Linked DNA regions of Homo sapiens: all the other regions are linked to region 2. The links are chromatin loops, found by intact Hi-C in ENCODE. Cell type or tissue: heart right ventricle. All regions are shown on one strand.

The links. Peaks named below come from ENCODE experiments on the same cell type or tissue, not always from the same donor. Only the 100,000 strongest peaks of a DNase experiment are listed, where the experiment ranks them.
Region 1: it touches region 2 in a loop (2.8-fold over the local background); 19 of 110 quality-filtered maps call a loop at or near these places.
Region 3: a loop joins it to region 2, with 4 times the contacts of the local background. A loop is called at or near these places in 67 of 110 quality-filtered maps.
Region 4: it touches region 2 in a loop (10-fold over the local background); 101 of 110 quality-filtered maps call a loop at or near these places.
Region 5: a loop joins it to region 2, with 2.4 times the contacts of the local background. A loop is called at or near these places in 20 of 110 quality-filtered maps.

What each region holds. Positions count from the first base shown.
Region 1 is chr2:62,302,384-62,306,383 of GRCh38, reverse strand. No RefSeq gene overlaps it. Among named protein-coding and RNA genes, the nearest start is that of MIR5192, 99 kb to the right of the region's middle. RefSeq lists enhancers at 302-371, 412-481, 47-572, 573-1,100, 3,112-3,181 and 1 more. In heart right ventricle, no CTCF peak of the experiment used is centred here; a DNase peak (open chromatin) is centred at 1,503; H3K27ac peaks cover 1,596 bases.
Region 2 is chr2:62,408,301-62,412,300 of GRCh38, reverse strand. No RefSeq gene overlaps it. Among named protein-coding and RNA genes, the nearest start is that of TMEM17, 96 kb to the left of the region's middle. RefSeq lists enhancers at 107-296, 568-1,327, 2,259-2,338, 2,579-2,668. In heart right ventricle, CTCF peaks have their summits at 74 (motif pointing right) and 2,079; a DNase peak (open chromatin) is centred at 360; H3K4me3 peaks cover 833 bases; H3K27ac peaks cover 3,404 bases.
Region 3 is chr2:62,200,354-62,204,353 of GRCh38, reverse strand. The region is part of intron 1 of B3GNT2 (UDP-GlcNAc:betaGal beta-1,3-N-acetylglucosaminyltransferase 2); the gene reads right to left. Among named protein-coding and RNA genes, the nearest start is that of MIR5192, 3.5 kb to the left of the region's middle. RefSeq lists enhancers at 1,238-1,738, 1,739-2,239. In heart right ventricle, no CTCF peak of the experiment used is centred here; no DNase peak of the experiment used is centred here; H3K27ac peaks cover 2,223 bases.
Region 4 is chr2:61,919,145-61,923,144 of GRCh38, reverse strand. The region is part of intron 1 of COMMD1 (copper metabolism domain containing 1); the gene reads right to left. Among named protein-coding and RNA genes, the nearest start is that of COMMD1, 15 kb to the right of the region's middle. In heart right ventricle, no CTCF peak of the experiment used is centred here; no DNase peak of the experiment used is centred here; H3K27ac peaks cover 3,418 bases.
Region 5 is chr2:62,292,021-62,296,020 of GRCh38, reverse strand. No RefSeq gene overlaps it. Among named protein-coding and RNA genes, the nearest start is that of MIR5192, 88 kb to the right of the region's middle. In heart right ventricle, no CTCF peak of the experiment used is centred here; DNase peaks (open chromatin) are centred at 2,139 and 2,420; H3K27ac peaks cover 3,173 bases.

The DNA of each region.
Region 1 (4,000 bases), 110 kb after region 2:
GGAGAATTGCTTGAACCCGGGAGGTGGAGGTTGCGGTGAGCCGAAATCGCACCACTGCACTCCAGCCTGGGTGACAGAGGGAGACTCTGTCTCAAAAAAAAAAAAAAAAAAAAAAAAATAGAATTAGCTTGGATCCTACCTGAGTCTTTAAACACCAAGTCTAGTGAACATCCCCCTACACAGTCTGGCTGCCGAATCAAGAGCTTGGGTTTTTTCAGTGCTCTCATATCTATGAATGCATGCATTCTGTTTGCAAAATACCAGGCATGGATCATACCCCTCTTCATCTCCCACATCAGAGATGTGAAACGGCCGTGCAAGGAGGCAGGGCTGCCACGGCAGCAGTTTGAGTGGGTAGCCAACATCTGACCGAGACTCGAATCCAGAGCTTTTTCCATGACACCAGCTGGCTGCCTTGCCCCTCACCACATCTGGAAAAAATGACTCAGGTGACAGCAGGCTAATCATGTCATCCTTGTGACTGCAGGTGCCACGTCGTTTATGAAGCACTTTAAAGTGGGAACGCTTGCCCTGGCTTTCCCCCAGGCCTTTATTAAGTAAAGGTCATGCTGTTTGTTAAGATTTGAGCACACTGGTGGCTGGCTCACAGGAAAGAGCTTCATAAGCTGTGCCTGAGATAAGGTTGCTTCTGGAGGCCTCTCTGCAGAGAAGAGCGAAGCCCACCCCCACTGCCTGGCTGGTTGGATAATAAGACTCAGAAGCTCCAGTTCTCCCTGTCCCGTCTGGCCTCTGTGAATTGTCTGACTGCACTGCCACTTTTCTCACCTGCCTGAGGTTACTGTCCCAGAACCACCTGACCGCACAAGAAAGGCGGGAGCAAAGATAGGTTCAGGCCCAGAGATGGTTTCTAGTCTCCCTCTGTGATGGTGATTTTTCTGGCTGCAAGAGGTTTCCAATCCTGTCTCCACCAATGATTCCACAACTTTCCCTCATTCTCTGTGACTCTGGATTCCAGACTCAGGGCCCCGAGGTAACCTGAAGCCTCTCATCTGGTCATTGCACTAAAACCTTGGCTAGGGCAGGTGGCTTCCTTCTATGCCCAGATCAAAGGCGTGAGCAATGCCCTCAGCAGCTTCCCCAAGGCAGTAACAGGAAATAATCCTCCTCACCAGCCCCTCCCACCCACACTGTCCCAGCAGGTGGTGTTTGCAGAGGTAGCACCAGGTAAGGCAGGTGGCAGGGGAGAGGAACTGGATTGAAACCTCAGTTGGCCTCAAGCCACCCACTGCTCCCACCTTTCTTGTGTGGCTAGGATGTTCTGTAGCACAGACCACAGGTACGTGAGAAAAGTGGCAGTCCAGTCAGACACAGAACCTGCAAAGCCACATAGGAAGGGGAGAACTGGAGCTTCTGAGTCTTATTATCCAATCAGGGAGTTGGGGTGGGATTGGTTCCTCTGCAAAGAGGCCTCCAGAAGCCAGCCTTATCTCAGGCATAGCCTTGGGAACCATTTCCTGTGAGTCAGCCGCCAGCGTGCTCACATTTTAACCATGTTGGGCAGCATTCGCAGGCCGCCTGTTGTGAGGCAAGAAGCCTCCGCTGTTCTGGAGGAAGCCCACGTGGGGTGATTCTGAGCAAAGTCATTATGGGTCCTGTTAGGAAACATTAATTGTGTTTATGGGTAGAACCGCCCCCAAACAAATTAGACACATGTTCTAAGGTGTCCATTTTTTAAAATCTTGGTTGAGGTTGCCCTTTGGCTCCTGGGTGACATGAGTGCTTTGTTGTCCAACATTTGTTCCTGGGAGATGGGGTTACCAGAGGTTGGAAGACCTGACCCTCTCCTCACCTCAGGCTGGAGGAAAGGCTGTAACGATGCGCTGGGAGGGAACAATGCTGCCTAGACGGGCCTGAGGCTCTGACAACAAAACACTCAGACTGGACACTAAGATGGTGGTTTATTTTCTCAGAGGGGAAAGGGTCAGACCACACCTTCAGGTGTGGAGGGAGGAGGGAGATTGCCCCTAACAGAAAGGGGTGTCCTCATGGTCTGTCATCCCAAGGCAGGCAAGGAAGAGTGTTGTGGGCTGGAAAGGGAGGGATTTCTTCCTCTCTCTGTGGAGAAAGGGGGCCTGTATATTGCTGTTGGTGGGAGCTAAAGTGGCCCCTGCCAAATGGAGGCCTTTGGGTACAAGACACTTCTCCTCTGGAGGCAGATGGAAATTTCTAAGGCTGCTTTCTTTATGCCCCAACTCAGTGGAACCTGTGGTCAGATGAGCTGTGGGGGGTTGGGGAGGGCAATGTCTCCTTCCCAAGGCCTGGCAGAGTCACTAAGTCGCCAGTCCCATAAGCTACAGAGGCAGAATCATGGCAGCAAGAAGAAAAGGGTAGAGTGAGAGTGAGAGATACTTTCTGGAGCTGTGCAAAGCTGTCCCTGGGAAACTTTCAGAAATACTCGGGAGGGGAACTCTATGGTTAGGTAGAGTTAGATGTAGGAAGGAAGTATAATTTCACTTTAGAGTTGGTAAAGTTTCAACATAGGTTAATTGCATATGAAACACTCATTTCAAAGATGAAATAACCAGGGGTTTGGAGGCCTGAGAAAGAGAAACCATGAGACGGGGGTCTTCTGTCTGAGAAGCAGGTGCAACCCTCTGGCGGTAGCAAAGACCCAGGAGTTCCTGGGGTCTTGCGTGGAGCCTCGACAGCACATGTGCCTGGATTTTGGGTAAGGGTGGCACAAGCGAGGCCAGAAGCACCCCTCCTTCTCCCTGGCACATCATAAGGTGATCAAAGAATAATTTTTTTGAAAAAAGTCAAAAGCTGGCAGGGTGCAGTCGCTCATCTCTGTAATCCCAGCACTTTGGGAGGCTGAGGCGGGCAGATCACCTGAGGTCAGGAGTTTGAGGCCAGCCTGGACAATAGGCTCTACTAAAAATACAAAAATTAGCCGGGCGTGGTGACGGGTGCCTGTAGTCCCAGCTACTTGGGAGGCTGAGGCAGGAGAATTGCTTGAACCTGGGAGGCAGAGGTTGCAGTGAGCCAAGATTGTGCCATTGCATTCCAGCCCGGGTGACAAGAGTGAAACTCCATCTCAAAACAAAACAAAAACAAAAAAGTCAAAAGCTAACCAGAGGCAACCACACATGGAAAATAGTACAACCTTATGACATAAGACTGAAAAGGTGTCAAGAGGGAAGAAATAGAGGGTCTCAGAATGGAATGTTAGCTGTCTCTCTCCCACACACATAGCTGAAGCCAAATGAGGGAAGGTAAGAGAACAGGATCCCAAGAAGGGTCACCAGCACCTCTCAGTTCGGCACAAAGAGGGCCAAGATGCTAAAGGCAGCCTGGGGAGTCCAGGAGAAGCTCCAGAGAGGAGGAGCCCCTGGGCACCATCACAGAAGCCAGCAGCGGCTGGAGGAGTGGCTGGCTGGACTTGCTGCTGTTCAGAACTCTGTGCTGTCCAAGGGAATGAGCTGAAGTCCCAGGAGGGGACATGTGCCTGCCAAGTGGAGCAGACCCAGGTGTGGGATGCTAGCCCACGTCAGGAGGGAGCCAGGCCCAGCTCTGTCCTTCACCTGTCCATGTGACCCTCAGAGCTCAGGAAGCAGGAAGGAAGTACCACCCAGTCCCCAAACTCTAGTATTGAGGAAATGACAGGTAGCTAGAAAAGGTGTCAAAAAGAATTCGTCCTCACACTCTCAGAGCGTTAGATAGTCTGATCAGACTTACCTGTGCAAAATTAAAAGAGACAGCATGAAGGCTAAGCCAACATACTAGATTTTAAAAAAGAAGAACACCAAGAAGGAGAAGGCAGAGTAGGAGAAAGAAGAGAAGGAAAATAAGCAAGAAACAGGCTGAGTGCGGCAGCTCATGCCTGTAATCCCAGCACTTTGGGAGGGTAAGGCAGGAGGATCACTTGAGCCCAGTAGTTCGAGACCAGGCTGGGCAACATAGTGAGACCCTGTCTCTATGAAAAATAGAAAAAATGACCAGGGTGTAGTGGCGCACGCCTGTAGTCCCAGCTACTCTGGAG
Region 2 (4,000 bases):
AGAAAACTAATTGTAATTCCTACTCATAGCCACAAGATGGCACTATTGCTCAGAGTCTTTACTCTGAAAAGCCGAATCTAGCAGAATCTAGCAGTCTAGTTTGGGATTCCTTGCTTCTCTCCGTCTCCTCCCGTTTCTCTCTCCGCTTTCCTCTCTTTTGTCTTCCTCTCCCTTCGTTTTTAAACACTGCTTTTATGGTGGACTTGAGCAATAGTATAGGAGAAGCCATTGGTGCTCAGAGAGAGATCCCCGAGATGGATATTTGGCCACACTAGGCACAATGGTTTGCTCACTGAGCACGGCCGGAAGGCCTGGCTTCACCAGCTTCCTCTTCTCTCTGGCCAGAACCCACAGCCTTGCTGTTCTGGACCTGGCCCGTGGCTTGGGAAGCCTCCAGGGACAATCTTGCTTCTCCCTCCCTTACTCCATCCTCCCCACCCCATAACATGCTTATCTGGGAAGCACCTGCCCTCAGATCTGGTTCCAGGGGTCCTTGCTTTCCACTTGAGAAACTGTAAACACGCACAGAATGTCTCCTGGTGGGGGTTCTGAGGCCTTTTCCTCCCTGGTATTTTAGCCTAAGGAAAAAGCATTCAGTGGTGTGGGGATGGTGGGTGGAGCTTGCGGTATTTTTCTAAGACTTTTGCAGTTGGGGAACAAATCTCCAGGGAAGGGGCAGGGCCTCGGGCTAATTCCAGTACAGTAGGATCAGGGCCATGAAAACATCACACAAAGGAAACTTCAAAGCTCTTCCCCAGTCTGAATGGGCAGGGCCTGCTGAGAGGTCAGATGTTAACCTGATCCAAATGCCCTCTTGCTTTCAGGTGCCCCTCGCAGGCCTGCACACCCCTAGGGGATCCACCCTCTCCCAGGTCAGAATTCCACAGGGCCCTGAAGCTTCCTTACGCAGTGCTCCCCATCCCTGTGCTTGAAGCAAAGCCAGGGAGGGCAGAGCCCAGAAGTTGGGATCTGGTTCTGACTGTTCTCTGGCCTTAGGAGTAGAGGCCAATTTCATCTCTGCAAAGTGAGGCTGGGGCTGAGGAATGAAATTACACCTTCATCCCGCTCAGTCCTGCCTCATCCCCAAACCTTGCCAAACCCTGACACAGCTACTTTGCAGGGAGTGGTGAGAATTAGGAATGCTGCAAGGTCACTTAGGGTGATCATTAGGACAGTCATTAATTTCTGAGGCCTAAGAGTGACTAATTTATCTCTGATAGACACAGGGATCAAAGGAGAGTATTTATGGCTTAGAAACAAACCTCCCATTCTTTCCCCTGCTATAATAAATAATAAAAAGCTCCCAGGCCTCCCTCCCTTGTCCATCTCTTCCCTGCCCCTTCCTCTCTGTCTTAACTGTCCCTGCACAAAAATTAACCCTACTCTTGCTTCTCTGTACTCTTCCCCTTCCTTCTGTAAGAACCAGAGAGGGGAAGAGAATTAGCTGGCCCTGAGAGCTTCAGCTGCAACTGTGCTGTGGAGTGAGGGGTGCTGATCCCAGGGGAGGACATAAGCCAGGCCAAGAGTGGGCTCTCCCTGGGCATTTACCATGTTTACTTTCCTAAGTATGTATACCAGGGCCTGGTTAGGCTAGAAAGCAGACTGTCACCAGGTTTATTAGCTGTGTGACCTTGAGCAAGCTACTTTTTTAAAGCCTCAGTTTCCCAATCTATAAAAGAAGGATAATAATAGCATCACAGACTGGCTTATGAGAATGACATAAGATAAAATATATAAAGTGCTCAGCACAGAGCCTGATGCAAAATAATGGCCACCACATTTACCAGGACCTCAACATCCTTATTTTATTTCCAAGAACTTGAGGCTGCAGTACAAACTGAGTCCTTCACTTTCTGTTGTAGCCTCTGGGAGACGCCAAAGTGAGGATGGGTGTGGCCCTCCAAGGACGCTGGACCCCTGCTGTAACAAGACACAGATCACACGGGAGGGGTTCTCAGCCTTAAGGATGCCGTGAGGTGGGCCTAGATCATGGCTTCTCACCGCCGCACTACTGACAGACCATTCTTTGTGGTGAGGCTTTGTTCTGTGCATTGTAGGCTGTTTCGCAGCATCTCCGGCCTCTGTTCACTAGATGCCAGTAGCAGCCTTCTAGTCATGACTATCAAAAATGCCTTTAGACATTGTCAGATGTCTTCTGGGGGACAAAACTGCCCTTAGTTGAGGGGCACTGGTCCAGGAAGGTGGGAAACATAGGGGCAAACCTGGCAGGGGTGAGGAAGCAGGTATGAGCCTGCGCACAAGAGCCCCTCCTACCCTGGGCAGGGCTCAGGCAGACCCTCAGCTGACTGTGGAGATTGGCCCTGGAAGACGAAGTTCTCTCTAGTAAGGCCATGGCCTTGCTTCCTCAAGAGCTGATGCCCTGCTTGGACATGGACCCCTGGATTCCCCCCAGCCCAAACCAACATACACAACCCTGTCCAGCCCCAGGAGTGCTGGCCAAGAAACAGTGCCCTGGTGGCACAGAATGCTCACTAAATGGACCCTGGGTCCATTCTCATCTCAGGGCAGAGCATGGAGCCAGGCTGGCCCTGCCACTCATGCACTGTGTGGCCTTGGGCAAATTGTTTCACCTCTCTGTGCCCCAGGATCCTTATCTGTAAAAATACCTTCCTAGGCAGGTTGTTGTGAGGATTAAATGACTTCATATTTCTAACATACTTAGAAGAGAGCCTGACTCATAGCAAGCACTAAGTGTTTGTTAAAGAAGCCAAAACCCAAAAAGAAGCTGCTGCAGACCAGGCGATGATGCAGCGTTGTGTATGTCAGAGGGTGCCTCAGCTATGACCTAAGGTCCAGGAGCTGTGTTTCCAAGGGCCTCTGGCCATTTGTATCTGGGTGTGGTGGGTGTATCTGGGGTCCCTGCAGCATCTCCCCTATTGGAGGTGGTTGTTCTTAGGAAAGTTCATTTTGACCAGAGAGAATACTCAGTGCAGTGGGCTCCAGAACTTCTCACTTGACAGCCCCTGGGAATTTCTTTGACTTGAGGGTGCTGGGAGAAAAGTCTTTTCCTCTACCAACTTAGGTTTGAGGAGGGGGTTTGTGAAATGACTCACAATAGACATACGAACGGGAAAAAAGACGAGGTCTATTCATATGTGGGAGCACTCGGTAATAAGTACCTTGCTGTACAGCCAGAGGTAAAGGTTTAAATACCAACTTAGCAAAAGGGAGGCAATGACAGCTTCGGAGGCTGGAAGGGTCTGATGGGGCTTGTTTACATAGTGTTTGGGAATGTACCAGTGCCCAAGGCCAGTCACCTCCCTGACTGGAGACCTCTGGGGGTGGAGATGAGGAGAAAACTCTGTTTTAGCCAGGTAGGGGTTCACTGGTGATTTCTTTTTTTTTTTTTTTCTTTTCCTTTTCCTTCTTTTATTCTCAGACCTCACAGGGATGGATCTTTTTCTTCCCTTTTTTCTTATTTTTCTTTTCTCACCCTCCCCCAATTCAGATTTCTTTTTGCATCTATTGTTGAAGCATCTGTTGTTGGATTTTGGTTGCTTAAAGGGAAGTACCTTCAATTTGCTGGGAAGAGAGAAGGAGCGAGGGAAGGAGCTGTTGAGTGAGCTGCTGTGATCTTTTGGGAACCCTAATATTTCCTGTCTGGCAGAGGAGGCAAAACCCCAGTCCAGAAGCCTCCCCAAACACGCAGTGGGAAAAACCACTTAGAGTTGCCAAGTGCTTTGCATGAGTTATCTATTGCTATGTAACAAATTGCCCTGAAACAGCAGCCTCAACAGCAAAACGTGTGTCATCTCTAATGGTAACTTAGAGTCAGGAATTTGGACGCGACTAAGGTGAGTTGTTCTGGTTCAGGGTCTCTCATGAGGTTGCGGTCAAGATATTAAGCAGAGCTGCTGTCACGTGAGGGCTTGATATGAGGCGGGAGGATTCACGTCCAAGATGGGTCCTCACATGGCTGTTGGCAGGAGGCGTCAGTTCCTCACCTCTGGGACCTCTGAGAGGGCTGCGTGAACATCCT
Region 3 (4,000 bases), 210 kb after region 2:
GAACCAGTTGGATGTTAAGTGCTTCTCAAAGAAAATAAACAATTAGAAAAATTTCTACCAGGCACTTTGGGAGGCCAAGGCAGGTGGATCACCTAAGGTTGGGAGTTCGAGACCAGCCTGACCAGCACGGAGAAACCCTGTCTCTACTAGAAATACAAAATTAGCCAGGCATGGTGGTGCATGCCTGTAATCCCAGCTACTCAGGAGACTGAGGCAGGAGAATTGCTTGAACCCAGGAGAAAGAGGTTGCAGTGAGCCAAGGTCATGCCATTGCGCTCCGGCCTGGGCAACAAGAGGGAAATTCTGTCTCAAAAAAAATTCTGAAGCACAAATAAACTGCAGCAAGTTTATGGTCCATAGAAATATCTTCCCAGAGCATTAACACTTTCATATTCATGAGTTCAATGGATTCCAATAATAAACATGTGAAATTGGCTGTGCAGGTTTCATGCGATTCTGCAGGGAGGTGGGAAACAGGAGCTAAGTGGGTTGCCATAGCTACAAAGACATTTGATGTCAGCTCTGGGACCAAAACCTACTTCAAGTTCTCTACATCAGCCAGTCCCTGACCCCCAACTCCCAGGATCTCCACTCCCTGTGACAGCTCTTGCTGCTTCTGGGGTCTTGCACCAATAGCAATCTCCACTGTTTCCCCCATCTTCAGCCTCTCCCTCTCCAAAGGCACCAGGCACATGCTCCTTGTCATGCCCATTTGTCCTGCCTTGACCCTCCCAATCCCCCTCACCTTCTAGAATCTTCGCAGTCCTTGCACCCTCCTGACTTTCTAGGGCACCCAATACTGCTGGCCACCATGTCTACCCCACCCCAAGCTCAGGAACCCCCAGGGTTCTCTTGCATGTTGGCAGCCTTTGCTCCTTGGCCCCATCCCACAAAATGGACTTGCTCCACAGTTCTGGGCCCAAGTCTATTGCTGGGTCTTCCCTTACCCCCTATTCTTGTCCCCTAGACATCACTACAGACTCCCATATCCCGTATGCTAAAAAATGCCCCAATATACCTGTGTCATGGCCCTTCTCCTAACCTCCCTTAGTTGGTTTCCAAATTCCTTTACACCCACCAGGAGTCTTTCTCTCACCCACCTCTTCCAAACAACACACATACATATTTCAATCTTGTACTATCCCTGCCCTGGTTTGAGCCCTCAGTTTCCCCTCTACTAAGACTAACTTTAATGAAGTGGCCTAACTCAACAAATGTCAAACGCCTACTTAAACCAAGCAGTGTTGAAAACAGGCAGCAAAGAACCAAGTCAGAGTTGATTGCTGTAAGGTTGATAAACACTTAGATGAAATATGAAGCACTGCACAGGGGATAAGGAAAGGCTGCTTTATGCCGGGTGATCAGAGAAAACCTCCTCTCAGAGAAGAGGTGAGGATAGTTCCAGGCAGGGGGAGCAGTCACCACAAAGGCCAGAGGCAGGAAAGCTGGGGGCCTTGTGCCTGGAGTGAAATGAGGGGGAGAAGGGAGGTAGGAGGAGGAGGGCAGATCACCAGTCCTGGTAGGTGACATTTGAACTCTGGCTTTCCTCTGAAGAAGACAGGGATTCTGACTGGAGGATTCTGAGTAGAAAAGTAACCTCAAGTCATTTCAGTTTTTAAAGGATCCCTCCAGCTTCTTTCTGAGAGAAACTGGTAGGGGGCAAATGGGAAGCAGAGAACGCAGGGACTGCAATGACCTGCCCGGGGTCAGGCTCGCCTCATTCACGCTCAGGCCCATCTTCCTCAATGCAAGCCTGGCCATAACTTGTCAGCACCCACACCCTCTCTCTCTCTCCCCTGACCACAAGAACTTTCACTGGTTCCTCACTACCTCCATAACTATTAACTGCCACATCTCTGCATGATCCCCGAGATTGCATCATGGCCTATTACACCTTTCTAAGCACCATGCACTCCAAACCCAATGGATCACCTGCTGTTTCCCCAAAAGACCTCTATGAGCCTTTCTGTTGTGTCCTGTTTTCTCAGCCTACAATCCCTTGAGCACTTCTACCTTCCTTTCTCTGCCTCTGAAATGTTATTCACATCCTTCAAGACCAAGCCCAAAGGCCACTTCCTTAAGAAGCCTTTCTTGGCTGCCTCCAACACATAATTGGCTTACACCTCTACCAAGGCAATCTTACCAGTTCCTGGCTGTCTCCACCACACTGCCCACTGAAGGCAGCAATCACGCACAGCCAAGCACAGTGCTAGGCACACACCAAGTGCTCAATCAATGCGTGTTTGGTCGGAGAACAAACTGCTCACTTCACCAAACATCTTGAGGTCTTAATGGAGAAGTATTCCAGGGCAGGTTTTCCGTGTTGGCTACTGTAATCTGGAGACCAGGGGACCCTCTGATGGAGTCTCTGGGGACTGTCTGCTCAGCACTAACAAAGGTACAAGTAGGGACCACAGTGTGGACAGATTTGAACTTAGGCCTACGAAGACTCTTGCCTTCTCTGCTAGACATCTCTAAGCAGGCCCATATTTTGTTTTAAATTTCCATAAAGTATTGGAAGTATGTTTTTCCTAAGGTCATTCTAGAAGTGTACAAAAGAAGAAATGAGCACTTAGAAGGACCCACATCAAGTTAATGTAGTTATAGTGGTGAGAGAGGGTGGAATTAGTTTTATTTTCCTTTACTTTATCTTGAATACTTTTTCTAAATAAACATTTAATGAAAGTCATTTAGAAAGAATGCCAAGTACTACCCAAGTTACATTTGCAGAATGAGTCCAAAAATGAAAAGTACCAAACAAATAAGGAGACATGAGGCCATGGAATTATGTAATACCGCTTACACGGTAAGATTACAAGAGCTGAAAATGTTTTAAGTGGCTTGTCTGAAGCAAGCAATTAAAATAATTGGTCCTGTGCTTTCACCTCTGAAATAATTATTTCACTAAACATAAAGCAGATGTTGTGAGCATCTTGGGCACTTATTGATGACTCTTACCCAAACTAAACTCTTCCACAAGCTCCATAATTGACCATAAACCAGTTCTCATCACTGCATCCTAGCTCATGTTACACAGGTGGCCAAACAACTCTGAATGGGACATTTCAATGACTGTCTTTAGAGAGGAAATGTCAAAAACAGGCAACTAACAAATAATACATCTTAAAGCTAAAGCTATATCAACAAAGTATTAAATAAAGATTTGTCTTCTAATTTTCAATAAAAGACCTACAGAACTTTTAATGAAATAGCTCATTTAAACACAAAAGATCTAGTTGCTTTAGTTATCACCCTGTTAAAGAAATAAAAAGGGGAAGAGGAAACTGCAGTCAGGCACAGTGCTAGGTATTCTAGGTGTAGCTTTATATTACTTTCCCCAGTAAATCTAACATAGGGCTTTATCTTCCCCATTTTACAAGTGAGAAAATTTATCCTGAAATAGTTCGTGTAATTTTAACTTTAGGCATTCCCATACGTAACTGAGACTCAGATTAAATAACTTGTCCGTAGTCACACAATAAGTGGTAAAAATAGAATTCAAGCCTATTTCACAAAAGACTACATGCCACACTGTATGACTGATTCCACTTACATGAAGTTCAACAGGTAAAACCCATCTATGATGACAGAAGTCACATCTATGATGATGTAAGAAAGAATAACAGTTCCTTCAGGGTGAGGGGGTGGGAACACGGACAAGACATGGGCGCAGGAACCTTCTGCAGTACTGAAAATGTTTATTTCTTAATCTGAGAGCTTACATACATGAGCTCATGCTTAATATTAACACTTCTCACACTTTACTGCATGTTATACATGAAGTTAAAAAAATCCTCATCTTATGGACTCCAAGTTTATGCTCTTAACCACTAAACCACCACATGGCACTCGGACAGAATCTAGCCACATGCCAGAATTGATTACCTTGGATTATCATTTTTTTCAAACATTCTGGTAAGCTACGTACATCCTACTCATATCAGAATGAAGACACCTGAACCCTCTGTTTTAAAATGCCACAGAATGAAAAGTAGAAAGT
Region 4 (4,000 bases), 490 kb after region 2:
CTGTTTTTGAGTCCACTAATCAAGTAAGCTTCAAAATCTTCATACTCCAAATGCCTGAAAGAACAGCTTAGTATCTGCTTCAGCAAAATCTCTTGAGGCTAGATATCTTGAAAAGCAATTTGCTGCCTTCCACATTACCCAAGTCTAATTACAGAATATTACATCAGGATTATATTAAATTACACTGTTATTCAACAAAAAGATCTACAATTTTAGTCACTCCAGAACAAATTTACATGCTAACCCAGAAACCATGTAAAGCAAAGTCAATGGTGGTTCTATGGATAATCAACTTAACTGTCTTCCTCCAAACAGATGTGTGTCCCCCTTTCTTATCTTTCTCCTAAATACTGGATATACAATCTTTGGCCAGAAGCCTGTATGGGGTCTTTTAAAGTAATTACAACTAATAGCATCTGTGAAATTACTTCACATTTGTCTGTTTTAATCAATTTCAAGTTGCATAAAGTTACATAAGGGGAAAGAAATAAACCTCGCAAATTTTTATAATAAAACTACCACAATCCTAGGCCGGGCATGGTGGCTCACACCTGTAATCCCAGCACTTTAAGAGGCCGAGGCGGGTGGATCACCTGAGGTCAGGAGTTTGAGACCAGCCTGGCCAACATGGTGAAACCCATCTCTACTAAAAATACAAAATTAGCCAGGCATAGTAGCTCACGCCTATAATCCCAGCTACTTGGGAGGCTGAGGCAGGAGAATTGCTTGAACCCAGAAGGCAGAGGTTGCAGTGAGCCAATATCGTGCCATTGCATTCCAGCCTGGGCAACAAAAGTGAAACTCCATCTCAAAACAAACAAACAAACAAAAAAACTGCCACAATCCTATAAAAATAGGATGGAAGCACAATCTTCAAAACCAGATTAACAAGGTAAAAGTCCGCTTTTAGCGTAAATCTTTAGAATCTTCCCTGCATTGGCCCAGATTTCTCCAAAACATAATTCCACATCACAGTTAAATGCCAAAAATCACCAAGTTTTCTAATATCATAACACAAAACATTATAAAACGAAGACCTACTCATTTTCTGTATTAAAAGGGCTATAAAACTGATCATTTTCTACAATTTTTCTTGTATAGTCTGTTACTATAATAAAATGGTAACAAATATATTCAAATCCAAAATATTCTACAGAATACATCGACAGGAAAACAGTCTTCTTACTAGTGGTCCTGGAAAAAAAATTTAAATAAAGAACAAGAATAACTGTAAAGTTAAATAATAGTTTAAAAAACCAATCTTCCAGTTTGCACCTCTAAGAAACACAATGGCTGTTTCTTAGAGATCAAGGTTGTTTTTTGTTGAATCATGCAAACAGGCAGTTAAAGAAAGGTGAAAGCAAACTATCAATCACCATTCCCCCAAAATAATACTGGGTTGGGCTGGGCACGGTGGCTCACGCCTGTAATCCCAGCACTTTGGGAGGCCAAGGCGGGTGGATCACAAGATTAGGAGGTCGAGACCATCCTGGCTAACACGGTGAAACCCCGTCTCTACTAAAAATACAAAAAATTAGCTGGGTGTGGTGGCAGGCCCCTATAGTCCCAGCTACTCGGGAGGCTGAGGCAGGAGAATGGGATGAACCAGGGAGGCTGAGCTTGCAGTGAGCAGAAATCGTGCCACTGCACTCCAGCCTGGGAAACAGAGCAAGACTCTGTCTCAAAAAAACAAAAACAAAAACAAAATAATACTGGGTTGGTCTAGTTCTCAGAAACAATGACCAACAGTATATATTCAGATTCAATATTCAATATTTCTGTAAATGACTAAAGCCAAGAATTTAACACATTTTAAATGGTTACAAATGTTTACTTCTATTGTATTATGATTGAAGATAAAAAATATATTTTTTAGGCCAGGCATGTTAGCTCACACCTGCAATCCCAGCATTTTGGGAAGCCAAGGTGGGTGGATCTCTTGAGGTCAGGAGTTCGAGATTAGCCTGGCCAATATGGTAAAACCTTGTCTCTACTAAAAATACAAAACTTGGCCAGGCACGCACCTGTAGAACCAGCTACTCAGGAAGCTGAGGCAGGAGAATCATTTGAACCCGGGAGGTGAAGGTTGCAGTGAGCCGAGATCCCACCTCTGTACTCCAGCCTCAGTGACAGAGTAAGGCTCTGTCTCAAAAAAAAAAAAAATATATATATATATATACACACATATATATATACACAAACACACGTATATGTATACATATACACATACATATATATACACACACACACATTTATATATATATATAAACATATATACCTCCAGGATTTTCTCTAGTAAAAATCTTTAAGGGTTAGGATTCCTTCTGCACTCACTGGAAAATCAAAACAGATTTGGATCCACTGTCAAGTGGCTATTTATGACACAAGCAGAGCACTAAATGTTCAAGATGCTTCTAAATTACACCCTTTAGTACTAGAAGCTCATTGTTACTGGCTTTTATTCTGCCAGGTTACTTTTACCCAGTAACTAACTTACCATCTCAGTTGTCATTTTTGAATAGGACTCCTTTCTTCATCAACAAGGGGTAAAAATTACCCATAATGAAGCACCACATATATTTCTTCCTATTAAACACTCCAAGCAACACCTCAGCCTTTAACTTCATGGGGAAAGAATTTAGCCTTTTTTAGAGGAACACTTTTGGCCAACTCAGAAATGTAAGTGTGGGAGAGTCTCCAGAAGCAATTACAAAGTTTAAAAAAAAAAAAAAGTATGTTCTTTCTTTCCCTCTTTATTTTTAGAACTCTCTCTGCAGTACTGTTGATGGTCCATTGAACCTTCTCCTGGGAAAGAGTACTTGATTAGCATAGTATCCAACTTCATTGTAAAAATTAACATTTTTGTGTAAAAAAAAATTACTGCTCAAGAATCAGAATTGCTTAGAGGTCATCTCTTATAACCATAGCCCTACTACCAGCTGAAATTCATAGGTCTAAACAGGAGAATATTCCTGAGCCTGTGGAAATTTAAATGACATAATAATAAAGAAAAAGAGAAAAGACAGAAAAATACTGCACTAGCTGTACTAGATCTTTTTCAAGTGATCCTCCTGCACATCCTCAACCTCTGGGGCTCAAGTGATCCTTGGCCTCCTGCCTCCTGAGTAGCTGGGACCACAGACATGGGCTAGTATGCCTGGCTGATTTTTTTTATTTTTTTGTAGAGACAGGGGCTCCCTATGTTGCCCAGGCTGGTCTCGAACTCCTGGCCTCAAGCAATCCTCCCACCTCAGCCTCCCAAAGTGCTGGGATTATAGGCATGCGTCATTGCACCCAGTCTGTACTAGACCTTTAAAGAACTATTGGAGAAGCTGTAAAAGACGAGACAATAGTAGAGGTATACAACTTAGGGAGGAAAATATTCAAATTTATTTAGTTATGTGCTATGCAGCTTTAAAGCAAAACAATTCTCTGTTATAAAGGCATTTAAAAGAAGCAAAACTCAGGGCACCAGTTCCTACCTCACAATCTATTTGTAAAGACAAAGCTGAGCCAAATTAAACTATATAAAACTTGTCAAATCAACCTGTCTGTGAATAGATAAAAACTGGTTCTCTACTCAATGAAAAAAAAAAAAAAACGCGATGAAGCCTGATCGACATGGCAAAACCCTGTCTCTACAAAAAAAAAAAATACAAAAATTAGTTAGGTGTAGTAGTGCATGCCTGTAGTCTCAGCTACTTGAGAGGCTGAGGTGGGAGGATCGCTTGAGCCCGGGCGGCAGAGGCTGCAGTGAGCTGCGATGGCACCACTGCACTCCAGTCTGGGAGACTGAACAAGACGCTGCCTCAAAAACAAAAAAAAGAGGCCGAGCCCAGGCACGGTGGCTCCCGCCTGTAATCCCAGCACTTTGGGAGGCCGAGGCGGGCACATCACCTGAGCTTGGGAGTTCGAGACCAGCCTGAAGCAACATGGAGAAACCCTGTCTCTACTAAAAATCCAAAATTAGCTGGGCATGGTGGCGCATGCCTGTAATCCC
Region 5 (4,000 bases), 120 kb after region 2:
TAGAACTGTAAATGAAGAAAACCCTCAACTTTGCCAGATGTTAATTTTTCAAAATTAAATTTTAAAACATGGCTTTCACACAAATATAGAATGAACATGTATCTAAAAAGTATTTAATCAGTGAGAGAACCAGCAGGATGGAAGAGCTGGTTTAAAAAAAAATGTAGGAGACATCAAAATAGTTACAATTACTGAAGGAAAGAATATTAAAGTAATATTGCTAAATCACTTTATATAAAACCTTAGACTTTCTTTCTCTTCTTTTTTTTTTTTTAAGATGGAGTCTTGCTCTGTTGCCCAGGCTGGAGTGCAATGGCGTGATCTCCCCTCACTGCAACCACTGCCTCCCAGGTTCAAGCGATTCTCCCACCTCAGCCTCCTGAGTAGCTGGGATTACAGATGCCCACCACCATGCCCGGCTAATTTTTGTATTGTTAGTAGAGATGTGGGGGTTTCACCATGTTGGCCAGGCTGGTCTCAAACTCCTGACCTCAGGTGATCTGCCCACCTCGGCCTCCCAAAGTGCTGGGATTACAGGCGTGAGCCACTGTGCCCGGACTTAGCCTTTTTTCCCCTTTTCTTTTTTTTTTACAATTTTTTATGGGGCAATATTTCATCCCATAAAATAGAATGAGTGTCCTCCCTGGCCTTTTCACTAAAATGCTTTTATTTGTGTCACTATAAAACAAGTCTGCACCCTATCAGTTTCCTATGCCTTTGTCATAAAGTTGTAAAATAACCTAATGAGTAGTAAATAGCAAGTTAGACAAAGGTCTACACCCCTAGAAAGTCAGGTAATTCCTTGAACAGGCCTGCCAGACAATGCCCAAGGCTGACATGACTCAAAGGACCTGCAGGAATCTCTGCTCCATTTTCAAGTCTTGGACAATTTTCCCTAACAATTTTCCTGTTCCTATTTCCCAGGGGAAAGGAAACAGGAATGTGAGGCCCACAGCTGTGCCCAGGGAGGAAATAGTGAACTGAGCTATCAAAGAAGGGAGAGGCCCAGGGATGTCCTGTGGTCCTAAGGAAGCTAGCTGGTCTGCATCCCAGCAGGACATCAGTGGTTTTGAAAAATATAGGCATTCATAGAAAAGATAGCAGGAAAGAAAACCAGACAGGGCTGTCTGGATCCACAGACCACCCAGATCATCCTCAGACCCACCAGAATCATTCTTGCCCCAGGGTTCCAGACCCATGGCAGGTGGCACAGCCTGGGACCTGGCCTCTCCCTCTAGGTTTCATGAGCACTGTTCCAACTGCCATGACTTCGGGTGAGTCCCTCAGCCTTTCTTTTTCTTTTCTTTTTTTTTTTCTTTTTTTTTTTTTTGGAGATAGAGTATTGCTCTGTCGCCCAAGCTGGAGTGTAGTGGCATGATCTTGGCTCACCACAACCTCCCCCTCCCGGGTTCAAGAGAGTCTCCTGCCTCAGCCTCCTGAGTAGCTGGGATTACAGGCGCACACCACCACACCGGGCTGATGTTTGTATTTTTAGTAGAGATGGGGTTTTGCCATGTTGGCCAGGCAGGTCTTGAACTCCTGACCTCAGGTGATTCACCTGCCTCAGTCTCCCAAAGTGCTGGGATTACAGGCATCAGCCACTGTGCCCAGCCCCTCGACCTTTCTTTTTCAGACATTGGAAATGGGACACGTTAGCCCTATCTGCTCAGAGGGGAACTCCAAAGCGAGCCCAGAGCAGATGTGGGAGTGGATTCGGCCTCCTCCGGACCCCTCCAGCTGGGTGGAAGGGGTCTTGCCAGCCAGTTCCCCCAGGACAGCATCTGAGTGCAGGTGGACCCTGGTGACTGGCCCCATGACAGCCAAGGCTCCGGAAACCACAGCATGTCTGCAGCTGCAGGGTCTTCTTTTGTGGGAAGGGGAAAAGCAAAGCCGCCCTGAGGGAATGCTAAACATGTGCTCAGCAGAGAGGCTCCGGGCTGGGAGAGGAAGGTGAGGCGGGAGCCTGTAAACAAAAGGCCACAGCCCTGAGAAATCCAGGAGGAGCTGGTAGGAGGCGGGGCGCGAACGGCCCTGGCTGCAGCCTGTGCCAGACCAGCCAGGCGCCCTGTTTACAGTGCTGGTCACACTGGGGCAACCAGAACCAGGGCTTGCTGAATTCTTCACCTCCTAGGTGACTGAACGGAGCTGGGAGGAGTCAATTCAGTCCCCTTGGCCTTCGTGCCAGCTGGCCTCTCCCGAGGTTAATAATTCAGGCCTCTCCAGCCAGTGGGCCCAGGGCCTGCGTCAGGGCTGTGAACTGTGGTTTCTGTTTCCCTGGCTGCCTCCCCACAGTGCTAGGCCGACAGTGCTGCCAACCAGAAGACCCTCCTCAGCCACCCACCAGTGGGGGCATCCTGCCTGACCTTCAGCCTGCCCCAGCCTGCTTCCCACGCCCACAGGGAGGGCAGGTATCGTGCAGCTCCTCTGGTTACTGTTCTCTGGCAGCCGTCCAATCCCTGCCCTGGGTTGCTGGATTCACACCTCACCGGGCACACTTCAAGGAAGGGAAGCTCTCATTGCCCTCCCTCCTCCATGCCCTTCTCATGCTTCACTCCCAATCCTGTGCCCCAGGTGCCTCTACTCCCAGACCCGGACTCACTGGTATGTGGGGGACCAGCACGGCAGAGGGCAGGAATACAACTGCTCCCCTTTCTCCAGACCCCTAACTCTGTTCACAATTGTCAAGAAAGCCCCAGACCACTGACGTGATGGTATGGGTAGGAACCGGGGTGACAGCTCTGTGGCCTGAGTGTCTGGGCAGGGCAGAGAAGCATCCTGGGAGACCTCATTCCCCCTGGGTGGGTTCCTGGCATTCCCGTCACGGGCTTGAGCCAGAAAAAGTGACCATTGAAAGAGCCTCCACCTCAGACACTGGCTAGGGCAGAGGGTCAGTTCAGCAACCTGCCGTCCCTGGGTTGTGGGCTTCCCCCAGTACACCAGCTGCGGAAAAGCAGAGTCTGAACAAAACAAGAGAGGGTCCCTGATGGTGGAACTTCTCACGGGGAGCTGGAACTTCTCACGGGGAGCTGAACCCGGGAGGGGGAGATTGTGGTGAGCCGAGATCATGCCGCTACACTCCAGCCTGGGCGACAGAGCAATACTCTATCTCAAAAAAAAAAAAAAAGAAAGAAAAAGAAAGGCCGAGGGACTCACCCGAAGTCATGGCGGTGGGAATAGTGCCCATGAAACCTAGAGGGAGAGGCCAGGTCCCAGGCTGTGCCACCTGCCATGGGTCTGGAACCCTGGGGCAAGAATGAATCTGGTGGGTCTGAGGATGATCTGGGTGGTCTGTGGATCCAGACAGCCCTGTCTGGTTTTCTTTCCTGCTATCTTTTCTATGAATGCCTATATTTTTCAAAACCACTGATGTCCTGCTAGGATGCAGACCAGCTAGCTTCTTACGGGGCTGCTGCTGTGGTGGGGCTCACACGGAGGAGGCAAGAAGCCTTCTGCCTTGACAAATGTAATCGCCAGGTAGCAGGGACTCTGGCAGGTGGCAGGCAGCTCAGGGCCTTCAGAGAAATGAGGAGAGCCCTGGACAACAGCCAGGAGAAATCTGGGAATATAGAGGAGACAGCAGTCCTTAAAGGACCCCAGATTAGGCAACTTTCAGTTTCAAAGTGACAGAAAGTTTCTCTACCTCTTCAGTGGGAAGAGCCTAGAGGACTGCTTTGCTGACTTTGGCACTCAGACAGAACCTCCTGGATAAGAGGCAGGGAAAATACCTCTTACATAACCTCAACTTTTCGAAAGCCAGGGCATGCCACTGATACATAACGAGATCGCTTTGATCTGAGAGTGCTCCAGAGCTAGTCTTCTTTTCACTAGGGATGAATGAAAAACACACTGTTTTTCCTCTGCTCTCACACCACAACCATCAGCCCAGAAAACCTGGGTGATCAGATGTGTGGGGATTTCTCTCTACCAATAAGCAGGCAAGCAAGCAATTCCACAGCAGATGCCAGCTGTTCAATCACGATTTACCTGGAGATAGTGTCAG